Regions from separate parts of the Homo sapiens genome. Here region 2 is linked to region 1. A link is a loop called in an ENCODE intact Hi-C map of the cell type or tissue named here. Cell type or tissue: heart left ventricle. All regions are shown on one strand.

The links. Peaks named below come from ENCODE experiments on the same cell type or tissue, not always from the same donor. Only the 100,000 strongest peaks of a DNase experiment are listed, where the experiment ranks them.
Region 2: it touches region 1 in a loop (4-fold over the local background); 9 of 110 quality-filtered maps call a loop at or near these places.

Annotation. Positions count from the first base shown.
Region 1 is chr22:40,921,851-40,924,350 of GRCh38, forward strand. XPNPEP3 (X-prolyl aminopeptidase 3) reads left to right here. Exons shown (of 10, transcript NM_022098.4): 8 at 483-663. Among named protein-coding and RNA genes, the nearest start is that of RBX1, 28 kb to the right of the region's middle. In heart left ventricle, a CTCF peak has its summit at 1,052 (motif pointing right); no DNase peak of the experiment used is centred here.
Region 2 is chr22:41,532,011-41,534,510 of GRCh38, forward strand. It overlaps POLR3H (RNA polymerase III subunit H), which reads right to left. Exons shown (of 6, transcript NM_001018050.4): 3 at 649-735; 4 at 84-147. Among named protein-coding and RNA genes, the nearest start is that of POLR3H, 11 kb to the right of the region's middle. RefSeq lists enhancers at 1-699, 700-1,508, 1,301-1,350 and a silencer at 2,395-2,500. In heart left ventricle, CTCF peaks have their summits at 1,400 (motif pointing left) and 1,605; a DNase peak (open chromatin) is centred at 1,401; H3K27ac peaks cover 1,337 bases.

The DNA of each region.
Region 1 (2,500 bases):
TTGCTAAAGAAACTGTTATTCTAAAGACACTTAAGTGCTAGTACATTACTAGTAGCCCAGATGTTGACTAGTTTATCCCATGGTATCTGCTTCACCTGTCAGAAGTGGGTCCCTAGGCTTTCTTGCCTTTTTTTTTAATGGTAGTCTATGCTGTAAGGGATTAAACAGGATCATGGCTGAGCCTCATCTGCCCACTGACTGCACTCATGGCTCAGTGCTTCTTTTGGCCCTACTTCATGTCTCTCCTGACCATTTGAAGAAGAGACTGTGTTGCTGCTCCAGCTTGAAGGATTGTTGCCCTTCCTACTGAGCACCTAGGACATGATTGAGCTCCTGGCCATATTGATAGATTGGTACTTATTAAACATCAACAGTGCCCCAGCAACAGCAGCATCTTGGGGTTTTTCTAATCAAACTTAGTAGCAAACTTCTTAGAATATCAGATTATCTAAGTTCAGGTTCTTTGGTTTTCCCGTCCCCAGGTTCACCGCACCTCAGGCAGAACTCTATGAAGCCGTTCTAGAGATCCAAAGAGATTGTTTGGCCCTCTGCTTCCCTGGGACAAGCTTGGAGAACATCTACAGCATGATGCTGACCCTGATAGGACAGAAGCTTAAAGACTTGGGGATCATGAAGAACATTAAGGAAAATAATGCCTTCAAGGTACTTCACTTCTCTTGACCCCAGTTCTCAAGAACACCTAGCATGCTGCTAGGTTTTTACCCTATATAAAGCTAATTAGACTTAGAAATGGGACAGATGTAGTGATTCATGCCTGTAATCCCAGTAGTTTAGGAGGCTGAGGCAGGAGGATTGCTTGAAGCCAGCCTGGGCAACATAGCAAGACCCATCTATATACATGTAGATATATACACACACACACACACACACACACATATATATATACACACACATACGTAGATATATATACATACACACACAGGGTTTTTTAAGTAAAAAGAAAAGATTTAGAAATCATCTTTGTGATCTATAAAAGGGATTTAGCTTTAACATGGATTAAAACAAAGGAAGTCAGTACTTATTTCTTCCAGAAGATGGCAGCACATGCTGATTCATTACATGCTGCATAACTAGCTCAGTATTCAGAAAACTTAAAATGAAGTCTGGTGCCGACAGGGTGAAAAAGGAAACAAGAAATGAGGAGAAGCCTGGGAAACATAGCAAGACCCTATCTCTACAAAAAATTTAAAAGTTAGCCAGGTGTGGTGGCACACACCTCTAGTCTCAGCTACTTGGGAGGTTGAGGTGGGAGGATCACTTGACCCCAGAAGTTCAACGCTGCAGTGAGCTATGTTCGCACCACTGCACTCCAACCCGGGCCACAGAACAAGGCCCTGTGTCTAAAAAAAAAAAAAAGAGAGAGAGATTAACTTTTAATCCTTTTATGGGTTATTCTGTAGGTCAAAGGAGAAGGTATTTGTTGTTTAAGTGACATTTTTGACACTTCAGCAATATTCCCAAAGACCATGTCATTAGTGAATTTTTTTTCTGCATCCAAAATGTGATGGTGTTCAGTAAAAACGTAAAACCTCAGCTTTAAAATTAAGATACTAGATGCCTAAGTCAGATAGACCATTAGGCATCTCCTACCTACAAGTTAAGCCTTCTAGGACTTCTGTTATCAGTAAAAATGAAGCTATAAATTGGCTGTTGCTTGGGCCAACAAATCTTTAACTAACTGACGGAAATATCCAAGCTGGCTGGGCACAGTGGCTCACACCTGTAATCCCAGCACTTTAGGAGGCTGAGGCAGGCGGATCACATGAGGTCAGGAGTTCGAGACCAACCTGGCCAACATGGTAAAACCCTGTCTCTACTAAAAATACAAAAATTAGCCAGGCATGGTGGTACATGACTATAATCCCGGCTATTTGGGAGGCTGAGGTGGGAGAATAGCTTGAACCCAGGAGACAGAGTTTGCAGTGAGCCAAGATCACACCACTGCACTCCAGCCTGGGCAGCAGAGCAAGACTCCATCTCAAAAAAAAAGAAAGAAATACCCAAGCTGGTAGGTGCCCAAAAGTGTGCCTTCTCCACAAGTTGCTGTGAGCTATTTAGGGTCTCCAGAGTAGATTCCTGAGAGGGATGTGTGAACGAACATTGGAAAGAGAACTGTGATAATAGTCATCCTCTCTTTCCCAAGAAAAGAGATTTTTTTTTCTTTCTTTTATTTTTATCTTTCCTGTGGTACTGAAGAAAAGAGACTTTCATTTGCCACAGTCATTAGTTGGAATTACTCAAGTCTGCATGTATGTAGTATATTAAATAGCGGGAATGGAAATGTGGATTGATGAGAATGCCATTGGCAGAATTGCATGTAAGAGGTCGCAGTTTTTCAGGTGCCTTTAAGTATTAGCCCAAGGAGGGATTAAACTGAAGTGGCAGAACCATGGGGGAGATAATAACACATATCTCACTGATTTATACTTGCCCAGCATTCCCTGTAAGAGGTCATTGCTCTAATGATACTGTGACAATT
Region 2 (2,500 bases), 610 kb after region 1:
AAAGGCCACCCTAAGGAGTGGGGACCTTCCTTTGGAGAGGCCTGAGCTCCCTGTGACAAACCACTTTAACCCTTGGAGGATACAACTTGGCTGGCTGCTGCAGTGACTCTGGGGGGATGAGAATGTCATCGAAGAAGCCTAGAGAGACTGGAAGGAAGGAAGCAGGTGACGGCCTGAGATGGGGGTCCCAGTGGACGCCAAACACTGCGGGGTCTTATGCTTGACAGGCAAGCCCTGCCTGGGGCTGCCCACGAGGCGGATGTCGCTGTGGAAACCTAGGCCCCTTCCCCACCTAATGCCTCTGCGTACACCACCCACATAGCGGAGCAGCCCTGGGCAAAGCCCGGAGCACCTAGTCCCCAAAACCTCTGCACACAACAGGGGCCAGTGGGCGCTAAAGACTCCCAGTCACTTCCGCCAGCTTCAGTGCCCACCCTGAAGTCCTGAGTGACGGCCTCACAGTGAAACCGCACTGCTGATGGAGGTCCTCACACAACACATAAAAGGGAGGGTGGGCAAGCTTCTCTGACACCACGGGGAAGGTTCGGCCTCGACACCTGAGCCCTCCCCTGACCATGTGGGTGGACACAGACCTCCTGCCCCCACAGTGTTCCCAAGTCTTGTCTGAGGCGTCAGGGCCACTGTTACCGTGCACTCCTTCTGGGCTGCAGCCTTTGATCTTCCCAATGAGAATCTCATCTAGGAATGGATGAAACACCACGCAGCGAAAATGGACTGGAAATGAAGACAGCCCATCAGTGATGCTGACCGGGGCCCCAGTGCGCTCCCATGTCACCCTCAGGTGCCAGCACACCTGGGGGCCTGTGTGGCTGCTCCATGCCACATCCCCCTGCAAGCCTAGACCCTCCCTTTGTCTCCTGCAAGTTCACAGCATGGCCCCCACAGGGGGGCAGCAGCAGCTGTCCTGTAACTGGGCACTCCCAAAACTGCCAGGTTACTCACACCTGAGCCCAGATTCTGAGCCATCAGTGGCTCCAAAGTCAATTTCAACCTCCCTCCAGGCTCTCCTTCAGCTCCTAAAAAGGGCAGAAGCAACTGGTAAAGAACGCAGGGTTTGGAAACTCCCACCTCCTGCTGAGCAGCAAAGTCGGCCCCAGGCACAGCTCTGACCTGGAGAGGAGGCTAAAAATGCCCTGGTGTTGTGAGGCGCAGGCCAGCAGCCCAGCAAAAATGCCTCTGTGGGTTCTCAGGCCATGCTGCAGGTGGTCCCCACTCACCTGACTGCAAGGAAAACACCAGGTGGGGTCTGTGCCCACATCGCACACTCTGACCCCAGGCCCTGGCATTAGCTGTATGTCACCTTGTCACTCAGGCCCTTGCTCGAAGCCCCAAAGTAGGAGTCCAACGCTGACCTGAGAATCAGCACGCGGCTGCCCCCTGCTGGTTACCAACAGAGTTCCCACCGTGAGGATAAGGCAGTGGCTCAGAGCCAGGGTGACCCACTCACAGCCACATAGCCATGGGGAGACACCTGGTCTTTCTGTACCCACCAGACAGGGCCACCGGGTCGAATCTTGCCTTCCTCAGACAGGTTTAATCCCAAACACAGGCTTCCACGATGCCGTCAACCATTTAGTCGGCCAACATGCCCCCCAGGACGGCAGGGACCCTGGCATCAGCAGGGCATGAGGAGAGGCAGCCGATGGACCTCTCACCCTGGGAAGACACAAACGTGAGCCATCACAGCCACCATGAAGATGACTGGGCCTTGTGCTGACCTCCCAGAGAGCAGATGAGGGCGGCCAAGGGCCACTTACGCACAGATGGAAAAACCCTGTCCCCCACATGGCCCAACATTCAGTTTGGTTTAATAAATCCTCACAGAGGCCGGGCGGGGTGGCTCAAGTCTGTAATCTCGGCACTTTGGGAGGCCGAGGTGGGCAGATCACCTGAGGTCAGGAGTTTGAGACCAGCCTGGCCAACATGATAAAACACCGTCTCTACCAAAATACAAAAATTAGCCGGGTGTGGTACCAGGTGCCTATGATCCCAGCCACTCAGGAGGCTGAGGCAGGAGAATCACTTGAACCAGGAGGTGGAGGTTGCAGTACGCCAAGATCATGCCACTGCGCTCCAGCCTGGGCAACAGAGCAAGACTCCGTCTCAAAAAAAAAAAAAACTTCACAGAGCCTGCACCAGGTTTGTGCCAGGCCCAGTCTGGGCACTGGGCTCACGGGGGTGGGACAGCACATGATCCTGCGCCCAGGGAGCCCCAGGCTGGAACAACCACATCCAAAAGCAAATGCTGGGCACCCGGAGTCCCCCATGGATGGATGAGTAAACAAAACATGCTGGAGACACACAATGGAATATTATGCAGCCTTACAAAGGAAGGAATTCTGACATGCACTACAGTGTGGCTCAACCTCGGGCTGAACCTTCACATGGGGCCAAGTGAAAGCAGCCAGACACAAAAGCCACACAGTGTGCGACTCCATTCATGTACAGTGTCCAGAACCACATCCATAGAGACAGAAAG